Regions from separate parts of the Homo sapiens genome. Here region 1 is linked to region 2. A link is a contact called in ENCODE Hi-C or POLR2A ChIA-PET data. All regions are on one chromosome and are shown on one strand. The core of a region is the stretch at or near the end of the contact, and the rest is flanking DNA. Distances in the headings are between cores, read along the strand shown.

The links. Hi-C counts contacts between places; a loop is a spot of excess contacts on that map. ChIA-PET counts read pairs that join two places held with the same protein, here RNA polymerase II (POLR2A). Pooled maps may share reads with other maps.
Region 1: a pooled map shows a loop between it and region 2 (2.7-fold over the local background). The contact joins the promoter of COL4A2-AS1 here to the enhancer-like site in region 2. A Hi-C loop is called at or near these places in 1 of 168 maps with a recorded cell type or tissue (Caco-2) and 5 of 50 pooled maps. POLR2A ChIA-PET finds 5 or more read pairs at or near these places in 1 of 52 experiments (H1).

Annotation. Positions count from the first base shown.
Region 1 is chr13:110,505,129-110,510,422 of GRCh38, forward strand. COL4A2-AS1 (COL4A2 antisense RNA 1) reads right to left here and starts at 3,051. Exons shown (of 3, transcript NR_046583.1): 1 at 2,971-3,051; 2 at 2,519-2,623. COL4A2 (collagen type IV alpha 2 chain) reads left to right here. Exons shown (of 48, transcript NM_001846.4): 46 at 1,287-1,478; 47 at 2,807-3,093. RefSeq lists enhancers at 2,472-2,973, 2,974-3,473.
Region 2 is chr13:110,212,508-110,218,405 of GRCh38, forward strand. It overlaps COL4A1 (collagen type IV alpha 1 chain), which reads right to left. Exons shown (of 52, transcript NM_001845.6): 3 at 1,419-1,508; 4 at 1,275-1,319; 5 at 67-111. Among named protein-coding and RNA genes, the nearest start is that of LINC03082, 86 kb to the left of the region's middle. Within about 2 kb of position 4,209, at least 8 of the 41 ENCODE cell types and tissues checked have a DNase peak (open chromatin) inside an H3K27ac peak, as active enhancers do.

The DNA of each region.
Region 1 (5,294 bases), core at 1,801-4,300, 290 kb after region 2:
TCACAAGGGCAGGAGATCGAGACCATCCTGGCTAACACGGTGAAACCCCGTCTCTACTAAAAATACAAAAAATTAGCCGGGCGTGGTGGCGGGCGCCAGTAGTCCCAGCTACTCGGGAGGCTGAGGCAGGAGAATGGCCTCAACCCAGGAGGTGGAGGTTGCAATGAGCCAAGATCGCGCCACTGCACTCCAGCCTGGGGGACAGAGCGAGACTCCGTCTCAAAAAAAAAAAAGAAAATTAAACATGGGTAGTACTATTGGTGTCCAAGTCAAAGGAAATAGCAGTCCCCTGCCCCTGGGGACAGATCCGCAGCCGGCAAATTATGGGTAGTGTGGGGTGCACCTGAAAACAAATGCCAGCAAATGGGAGCCCGCCCAGGGTAGGAGACAAGCTAGGGATGGTGGAGGGGAAGTGTCCTGGGAGAAAGGGCCATGACCATGGGTGTCCCTTGGAAGGGGAGGGGACAATGGGAGAAAGGGTCACTGGGGATAGCTGAGAAATATTCACAGAGCTGCTGTGCTGGAGGCAGATGAGCCACCCCCGTGTGCTCCTCGGGTAGGAGTTACAGGAGGCTGCACGCAGAAAGAACATTCTAACCCAGGCTGTGGTCAAGTGCGCAGTCAGCATGGCCTGCGATGAGCCATGTCTCCTGGAAGTGTCCAGCGGAGGGAGGCCACTGCTGGGGGTGGGGGCTGGCCTGCGATACTCCTCCGGACACTTCCAACGCCAGGCACGTTGGGCACATCCTGAGGGGCACATGCCTACCTATGGCTGACTGAGTCTTTTATGGAAAGGACCCCTCCTCTGTGCCCAGTGCCCTCACTGCCATCATTTCATGCTACTGAGAACAAAGTGTGGATCAAATCCTTCCCAAGAGTCTCCTGATCTCAACAGACTGAGCCCCAAGATCTGGGGAAGGAGAGCGATGGTTCTAGGCGCACCTGGAAACTGCCCTGCACTCCTGGGTCCCGAGGTTTCTGTGGGGCGGCTGTCAAGGGGGCTGCTCTCTCTCTCTTTCTCAGGCTGCAGGTGCACTAGGCCGTCCACTCTCTCTCTCTCTCAGGCTGCAGGTGCACCAGGCCGTCCACTCACTCTCTCTCTCGGGCTGCAGGTACACCAGGCCGTCCACTCTCTCTCTCTCTCTCTCTCTCGGGCTGCAGGTGCACCAGGCCGTCCACTCTCTCTCTCTCTCTCAGGCTGTAGGTGCACCAGGCCGTCCACTCTCTCTCTTTCTCGGGCTGCAGGTGCACCAGGCCGTCCACTCTCTCTCTTTCTCGGGCTGCAGGTGCACCAGGCCGTCCAGGGAGCCCGGGCCTGCCGGGTATGCCAGGCCGCAGCGTCAGCATCGGCTACCTCCTGGTGAAGCACAGCCAGACGGACCAGGAGCCCATGTGCCCAGTGGGCATGAACAAACTCTGGAGTGGATACAGCCTGCTGTACTTCGAGGGCCAGGAGAAGGCGCACAACCAGGACCTGGGTAGGTACCTCCCACCCGGCCCCCGTTGCCTGCTCAGGGCTGGCCCGGAAGTGGCCAAGATCAAAGGGCCACAGCGAGACTCCCAAACCCTCCACGGCTGGTAAGTTCCCCTGACGGAAGGGTCCATCTACATTCCTCGAGTGCAGAAAGATTAAAACGGCCTTTGAAGCAGAAGCCTTACAAAGCCCTTAAACCTCAGGACCTTAACACAGGGACCTGCCTTTTAACCTGGTATTGACTTCCGCAGGCTCCCATGTGACCCGTCTGACCCCCGACCCCTCTCCAGTGGAGACCACCAATTACTTCACCTCCTTCTTGTTTTTGACCCAAGTTCTGTAGACTTGGAGTCAGGCAGGGGCCATGAGGGGCTGGGGTTCATGTAAGACTCTCCCATACAGCCCCCCGAGGAAAATGGACCCATGGACACGTGTGCATGCTCTTATTTAAGGAAGCCTTTGAAAGGCATTAACGCGACTTCGAATACAGAAAATGCAATACACACAAATTACAAGTGGAGGTAGCTTAGTCTGAGGTCCTCTTTGAGGGGGTGACGGGAAGGGTCTCTGGGATACTGGCTGTGTTCTGCCTCCTCGGTGCAGGTTACATCAGGCGTTCTGCCCCCGGGAAGCATGTTGCTGGCTCATGGTGCCTTCACATTCCTGCCTGTGCGCCCCGCCTCCACAATGAGTTTCTAAAGAACAACGGGGCAAAGGCCGCCAAGGATAAGGGCCAAAAATAGATCTAGGAACAGGGCCAAGGAGGCAGCCTAGCACCGGGCATGTTTGCTAAAGGTGGCTGCACTTCTGGGTCTGAGCTTTTCAGCAATCCATGTGAAGAGGGAAACCTGCTTAGCTGCAGCATTCGTTGTGGCCAGGAGATAAAGGCTATCTTAGTCTCCAGAAGCAATAAAGCTACATGGAAGGGAGAAGGGCCAGGACTCCTTCTGGGGTGGCTCCTTGGGGTCAAAGAGCGACCCCTTGGAGGCCATCAGAGTTTTCTTGGGGCCAGTGCTGTTAAGACCCCACTAAGGTAAGGCTCACCCAAAATGCTATTCCATGAAGACGCCACTCCCTGGTGATCCAACTTGGCCCAGTATGTGTGAGAACTTGTAGAAGAACAGAGCTGTTCCAAAATGCCAGTGGAGTCTGATCAAAAAGAGAAAAAGAAAGAAATTGGGAAGCCTTAGCCTGGCCCTCCAGTAGGTGGCTAAACTCCACCAGGTGCCCTGGGGCGAGTCCGTGACACACAGCCTCCTGGGCCTGGCTGGGGCTGGCAGGTGCGTCTTCTAGCCACACTGCACTGTGATCTCATGACCCCTCCTTCCACAGGGCTGGCGGGCTCCTGCCTGGCGCGGTTCAGCACCATGCCCTTCCTGTACTGCAACCCTGGTGATGTCTGCTACTATGCCAGCCGGAACGACAAGTCCTACTGGCTCTCTACCACTGCGCCGCTGCCCATGATGCCCGTGGCCGAGGACGAGATCAAGCCCTACATCAGCCGCTGTTCTGTGTGTGAGGCCCCGGCCATCGCCATCGCGGTCCACAGTCAGGATGTCTCCATCCCACACTGCCCAGCTGGGTGGCGGAGTTTGTGGATCGGATATTCCTTCCTCATGGTATGTGGTATTTGCCCAGTTCCCCTCCCCAACCACACCCTGCTGGGGACACAGCAAGAACAGCTGCCTTTGTGAGAAGAATCAGACACGGCAGTCCAGGGTGTGCACTGCACAAGGGTAGTTGGCCCAGGAAGCGAGCGAGAGCTGGAACACAGCTTACACTTGGCTAACTGAGCCACATGCTGGGCACAGGGCTTCCTCCACCCAGAAAGGGCTCATTAATTTGCCACCAGGCCTTTGTAAGGAGTGTAACCAGGACGAACTTGCCTGTTATCCGTCTTACTAGGTACAACACCAACACCAAAGGTGCAGCTGCTTTGGGTTTACCAGAAGTCTAAATATATGGGAGACTTTTCTCTAGAATCCTGATCTTATTTAGAATCTATCTGGAACCTAGAATACCCTGAAGAAATACCTATTAACTGGCTGGCTTAAAATGGATATATATTCGTGAGGAAAATTCTGGAATACCTTTGGGTATAAAATAGAGAGCCTGTGGATACTTTGAAAGCCAGGAGAAGGTGCACAACCAGGACCTGGGAAGGCACCGCCCACCCTTCCGGATCGCCTTTGGGTATAAAATAGAGAACCCTCAGCTTTGGCCAGATTAGGTTTAGCTTAACCTCCAGGGGAGAGACCACAGCACCATAGTGTCTCTTGCAATATTGCCTATTAAAGCAGAGGCTCCTCAACTTGGAATAGGGTCCCGTCCCGATAAATTCATTGTAAGATGAAGATACTATAAGTTGAAAGTGCGTTTTCAATTTATGATGGGTTTATCTGGATGTAACCCCACCAAAAATCAAATAGTGAATTGAATACATATTGCTTTTGCACCATCGAAAACTCAAAAATCCTAAGTCTAACCATGGTAAATCAGGGACCATCTGTATACTATTGTAGGGAGAAAAGAAAGTCTCACTGAGGACAGTGGGTCTTCCAGTGAGTTTATTTATATGCATTATAACTGTCATAACTCCAGCTATATGGATTGGATGCCCAGCATGTTAAATATTTCATAAATTATATATATATATATATATATATATACACACACACACACACACACACACACAACATAAAATATAAATTACATAGTGATTGCTAATCTTTCAAAACAACAGGAAAAAAAATCCGGATTCTAGGAAAGGAAGGAAAAGATAAACAAGTATTGGCATTTTAATAGGTATCGTTGCTATGATAAGTTGGAGCAACAGGATGCTAAATCCTGGGCAGGGACAGGCACAATTTCTACCTTTCCAGAAGCTTATCATGGAAGGTGACTTTGGAGCAACCTTCTTTTGTTTCACAGTGACCTTCAGGGTGCCCCTGTGTCAGGAAGTAAGCTTTGGTTGCTCCTGTTTTTTTCACTCCCGTTGTTAAATTCAAAATAAATGAGCCTCTCCCTTGTGAAGGGCATGATTACACAGTATCCAGAAAGGTCAGGCATCCCCTGTTCCATTAGCATCAGGTTTCAAATGACTGTCACGAGATAAGCAGACATTATCCTCTGCACACGTAACTCTCTGCTTACATAAATGGCTGACAGCCCCAGCAAGCCTGGAACTTGACATCCCCAAAAGGCATGGGTTGAGACGGCTCCTGGGTCAGGACAGATGGGCCAGAAGTACCTTGACTTCTGAGAACAGAAAGTCCCCATTGTCCCTGACAATGGATAAGTGAGCAGACACATCTGTGTACTGGAGATGTGCCCCCTCCAGATGTGCCCTGACTGCCGTCTAGGAGGCAGGACCTAAACCAAGACAGCTGTGTGCCTCGTCTGCACTTTAAATACTCTTTGATCCCTTCTGTGTGGTGACAAGCATATGGTACCACTAGGGCTGCTGGCATCTCAGCATAATAAGAGCTGACTTTGGAGAGGAGAGGACAGCTTGGCTGAGAGCAACTGCCCCACCGTCCCCAGTGGGTACGCAGAAGGCGAGAGCAGTGCTGAGGCTAGCGCCTGGCTCACCCTTCTTTTGTCCGTGAGGATGGGTGGCCCCAGAGGATGCATTTTCTGCATTCCCTACAAGCGAGCGCCACGTGGGAGGGAGGACAAGGGCAGAGCCCCGGATGCAGACTGCAGCAGCAAAAGTCATTTTCCTCCCCTCCCCTCGGTGGCCTCTCTCAAAGCTGCTCTGGCAGAGGCTACAAGTATCTAGCCAGCCGTTATTTTAGTTCCTCTTTTTTCAATTCTGGCT
Region 2 (5,898 bases), core at 2,959-5,458:
CAGGCAGAAAATCGCCTGATGGAAGAATATTTCATAAAAGAAGTAGAGCACGTTTTCTATACATACGGGAAGTCCTGGGTTTCCAGGGTAGCCAGATGCTCCCGGAGGTCCCTGTGAGGGCGGAAGTAAAAGCGTGTCAGTGAAGAGCCGGGAAGCCTCACTTCCTCCTCCTGCATCTCCCCGGTTAATGGAGTCATGCCCTCATTTTTGGTGTCAGAACACACACAAAGCAGACAGAGCACTCTGCACAAGAGGCAGCAGAGGGCACAGCCTAGGGCAGATGGCCCAGGCTTACAGGAGCAATGCTACACCCAAAGCACACTACTGCCATTCGCCACTGCAAAGATATGGAACCAACCTAAGTACCTACCAACCAACGAGTGGATAGAGAAAAGGTGGAATCCATGCACCATGGAACACTACTCAGCCACAACAAGGAACAAAATGATGTCTTTTGCAGCAACTTGAATGGAGCTAGAGGCCATTATTCTAAGTGAAGTAACCCAGGAATGGGAAACCAAATACCGTATGTTCTCACGTATAAGTGGCGTCTAAGCTATGAGGATGTAAAGGCATAAGAGTGATACAATGGACTTCGGGACTCAGGTGGGGGGAAGGCTGGAAGGAGGTGAGGGATCAAAAACTACGTAACAGGTAGAGCGTACACTGCTTGGGTGACAGGTGCACTAAAATCTCAGAAATCACCACGAAAGAACTTATACATGCAACCAAACACCACCTGTACCAAAAAAAATTGAAATAAAAAAAAACAAAAAAATAAGTTTTTAAAAGCTGACTGCTGATCCCTTCAAACATAAGGCTGCCCATGCACAAAATAACTCTGCTCCCATTTCATCATTACTAAGAGGTGGAGAGGAGGAAGAGCAAGGCTGGCTCTGAAAATACCATGACTTTTCCATTAAATGAAGTCATCTCTGTCTAATGACTGTGGACACATCATCAATTGCCCCTTCCCCCAAATTAAAAAATGCCCAGAAGAGATTCCTGAAGAAGAACAAATGGGGGAAAGCAAGTTTGCAGAACCAAGGACTAAGGAGCTCAGCCTGTGCACAGTCCCCATGGGAAGGACTGGGGCTCAGGGAGTCACGGGCTGCTCCTCACTGCCTGCCTCGCGCCTGCCTGCCCGTGCTGTGTGAGCTGGGAGAGGAGATGGAGGACGAGGGCAAGGAGAAAGGAGGGAAAAGGTGCCCGGCTCTGGAAGCGGGCCTGTCCCACGCATGGAATCATCGATTGTGAGTAGCAACTGTACTCACTCTTGTCCCTTTTGTTCCAGGTAGTCCTGGTTCTCCAGTATCACCCTGGAACAGAATAGAAATGCCATTGTCATTGATCACCGCTATCTCAAGAATGCGGGCAATCTTACATCCACCCACCCCCAATCCCACAGCCGTGCTTACCTTTTGTCCTGGTGGTCCCTGTGGCCCCTCAGGTCCTTGCATTCCAGGAAACCCAATGACACCTTGTAACCCCGGGAGGCCTCTTTCACCCTACAGAAGAGGAACATCAGTCAGGCAAAAGGCAGCAGTAAAGAACAGAGGAAGGAATTGGTGACCAACTGTGATGGCTATATATATATTTTTTTTGAGATGGAGTCTCATTCTGTTGCCCAGGCTGGAGTGCATGCACGATCTCGGCTCACTGCAAAGTCCACTGCCTGAGTCAAGGGATTCTCCTGCCTCAGCCTCCCGGGTAGCTGGGATTACAGGCGTGCGCCACCACGCTGGCTAATTTTTGTATTTTTAGTAGAGGCAGGGTTTCACCATGTTGGCCAGGCTGGTCTCGAACTTCTGATCTCAGGTGATCCACCCACCTCGGCCACCAAAAGTGCTGGGATTACAGGCATGGGCTACCACGCCTGGCCCGTGATGCCTAATTTTAGGTGCCAAGTTGACTGGGTCACAGGATAATCAGAGAGCTGGTAAAGCATGACTTCTGGATGTGTTTTTGAGGGTGTGTTTCTGGAAGAGATGGGCATTTGAATACATGGACAGTAAGGAAGATCTGCCCTCACCCAGGGTGAGCAGGTGTCATTGTTAGTTGAGGCCCGGATAGAACAAAAAGGCAGAAGAGAGGCCAATTCTCTCTCTTCTGGAGCTGGGCACCCATCTTCTCCTGCCCTTGGACATCAGAACTCTGGGTTCTCTGGCCTTCAGATTCAGGGACTTGTACCACTAGCCCCTTGGGCTCTCCAGCCGCTGGCCTTGGACCCAGTTACACTTCAGGAGTCCTGAGTTCCCAGGCTTGCAGGCGGCAGATCATGGAACTCCTCAGCCTCTATAATCCTATGAGCCACTTCCCATAATAAATCTAAGCAGCATCCAGCCTTGCGCAAGTCCACAGTGAGTGTCTGGAAACAGATAGCAACGACTACTTCAGGTGGTTTTGCTCTACTGTGTTTTAAACTCTTGAGGGCAGGAAATATTTATATCTCATTCCTAGCACAATCCTTTATATGTACTTAATGCCAAATAATTTCTTGGGTAAATAGAGTAACAAATAGCGAGGTGTTTTTCACTGAACTGGTTATAATTTCGCTCAATCAATGGAACTCTCTTGTTAGCAACAGCCTCAGTGCTGAGATTCTGTGATGGAGCCTCCAAGACGTCTTCCTCTTTAGAGACCATTAGGAGATGTGGGTGGGCAGAGTCCACAGTGTGCACCTCATGCAAGATGCTTAGCCTCCCTTGGGCCATCATGGGGTGATGGTGGGCTTTAATGAGAAATGTCTTTCAAGAGTATTTTTTGGGCTGGGTGCGGTGGCTCGCTCATGCCTGTAATCCCAGCACTTTGGGAGATAGAGGCGGGCAGATCACCAGAGGTCAGGAGTTCGAGACCAGCCTGGCCAACATGGCAAAACTCTTTCTCTACTAAAAAATGCAAAAATTAGTTGGGTGTAGTGGTGCACGCCTGTAATCTCAGTTACTCAGGAGGCTGAGGCTGGAGAGTCACTTGAACCTGGGAGGCAGAGGTTGCAGAGAGCCAAGATCATGCCACTGCACTCTAGCCTGGGAGACAGAGTGAGACTCTGTCTCAAAAAAAAAAAAAAAACAACAACCCATAACCATTGTAAGAAATCAAGAAAACCTATTTACTTTACAGCATGTGGACTTCAGTGCAGCCTTACCATACGAATTGGGTAGATTCAGTAACCATTGTTAGCTGATTTAAAAACATAAGGCAGACAGTTTGGAGATCACAGGCAGGATTACTTAGTGTTCAGTGCCTTTCTCAAAGTTGCATTAGTTGAAAGTAAAAATCAACCGACAAGCTACACACCACATAACATAAACATCCAAAGTCGTCCTTCTTTCCAAACCACTCAGCCAGTCCTGGCACTTAACTGGTGAATTAACTGCCTGCTCCATTTTTACAAACGCAGGAAGGACGTTATGAACCTGGGACTCAGCCGCCACACCTCCATAGAGCTGTGTTTCGTTGAAAGGATATGTCAGGAGTCTAGACACAGTATGTGGATAAATATGGGAGAGATTGTTTCAAACCCTAAAGAATTGAATCAAACAGTAAATGGATTAAAGAACCTCAAGCCCCATACTGTGGCACTGCCCCTTCAGGCCAGCAGCATCCAGGGAGTCGGCCAGAAGCACAGACGTGACTCCACGAGGGCCCTGATCCCAAGGTTTGACAGGGAAGGCTGGCTCCTTCTCCCTGAGGCCTGTGACAGTGAGGAAGGAAAAACATTCCCAGACCAGGACTTGTTCAAATGAAGAGCTCCTTAAATACACCCTGCAGTGATGGCCCCAGGACACAATGGCAGAAAATCCTGCTGTAAGGAGTTACAGTGCACAAGGTCACCAATCTGGGGCACCCAGTTTTCGGATATAGGAAAAGTCTGCTCAAACCAGAATAGGACTGAACTCCAAACAGCGGCTAAAATAAATAAATAAATATGGACTTGTGTAGCCCCAAGTAACCCAACATCAGACAGGAAGGAAATGAGAAAGGCAGGTCCATGTAGAAGCTTTCTAATACATTTGGTGGAGTATTTTTAGTACTTAATTAATATGGGCAGTATCGCCATGAGACCAGCGATGATAAGATTTTATAATTCTCAATTTAACCATGGAATGCACTGAGGACCAGAGCCAGATTAACTGATTTCTACAAGTTTCTCACTGAGTCAGCACTACAGCCAGAAATAGAAATGAGGTCAGCCTCCACCATAGTCCCTGTTTTTTCTGGGTCACTAGAGCAAGCCGGTTCCCAGCAGAACATCAAACAATTCACCAACTTCATGTCAGCCCAAGGTACCGACCCTTCTATGTCCATTTCACAGATAGGGAAATTAAGATTCCGATGCTTAACTGACTTGTCGTACGTCACTGGGTGACCCCTCGTGCTGCTGGGAACAGAACACAGAAATCCAAATTCCCAGACCTTGCTTTTACCGCAAGAACACATTCTTTCCCAAATGTCACCAGAAAGTTTAAGCAATCTGTGTATCCCCAGAGCTTTGAAATGAAGGAGCTAAGAAGGAAGTGACTCCTCCATGGACATGGTTCTTGCCATTCCCCACATATTTTTTTAACGTTCTTAATCTTTTGTCCAGATAAAAGTGCACACGAATAATCTAATACTCTGTACCCTGTCCAAGGTTATTATGGGAACCAGAGCAGAGCAAACGGACAGAATAAGCACTTAAACAGCTATACAGTTAGCTGGCGACCAGCATGCAGTATGGGGCCAAATTATTCCTCCAAGATTTTAGCACATTTCCACCAGGATTGTAAGAAGAGCAAAGAGCTGGACATGTTGTGCAAAGGTTATTGGAGCTAGCAGGGTCCAAGCCAGACTTTGCAGCTGCAACTGGCAATGCTACTAACGTGACCACAGTGACCCCCCACTTCCACTGGAGCTCAAGGCAGAATGTGCACAGTTAGAGTCAGGGAGCAACAGGACCCTCGATCATCTGTTTCCCATGGTGTGCTCAAGGCAAGGTCCAAAAATCCATGGCGGCCACAGACTTCATGTCAGGCAAAAATGAAAACCACAACCATTGTCTGTCACAGCAAAGACTATTTAAAATGGAAGAAAGAAACGAGAAACTTGAAAAATACTACACAGAAAGTTTTCGTGCAGCTGAACCTTGTGCTCTCATTCCTGAACATCAGTGCAATGCAGAGCACTGATCAAAAAAGGAAAATCATACGCCAAAGCCGGAGATGACTACTGCTGTGTCCCCAAATGATGAAATTCAGAATTTGTGGAGGGAGAACAAAGTGCCATTGTCTATAAAGATGAAAGAATACAACATGGAGAATAATCTTAGCACCAAAATTAGGCATTGTAAATTAGGCATGAAATAGGGTTTCATGCATGGAGCAACTTAAAATTCTTGCTTAATGCATTATCTAAAGCAAGCATATACTTTTTAAAAAATCCTTAAAATGCGTGGATAGAAAGTCATTTTATAATACCCAATTATTTCCCTTCCTCTTCCAATGCTTGTAGAAACAAGTTCATGATTCAGGAAAGCAAATACTCTAATAAGCTTCCGTCATAGCTAAGTCAGAAATTCAAATACAAATCAAATACCCAGGACAGCTGAAGTTAAAATAGCATGAAGCTTCTAAATGTGGGGGGAAAATATAATTACCAACAACAAAAACTGATGTTAACACAAAATATACCTAGAATAAGCAGTCATCAAAATTCTTACTGTCAAAGGCCTGTTTCAGTGGCTGACATGGAATCCATATCTTTAAATCAAAATTTTAATGGATTTTTCCAATCTGAAATATTAGGATCACGGATCTTCACAATGGACTGAAGCACACACAGAGATGCTGCCAGCTCTCGGGGGCTTCCTCTACGCACGGAATGAGTACGGGTACCGGGTTTGGTACTGAGCACTGAGTG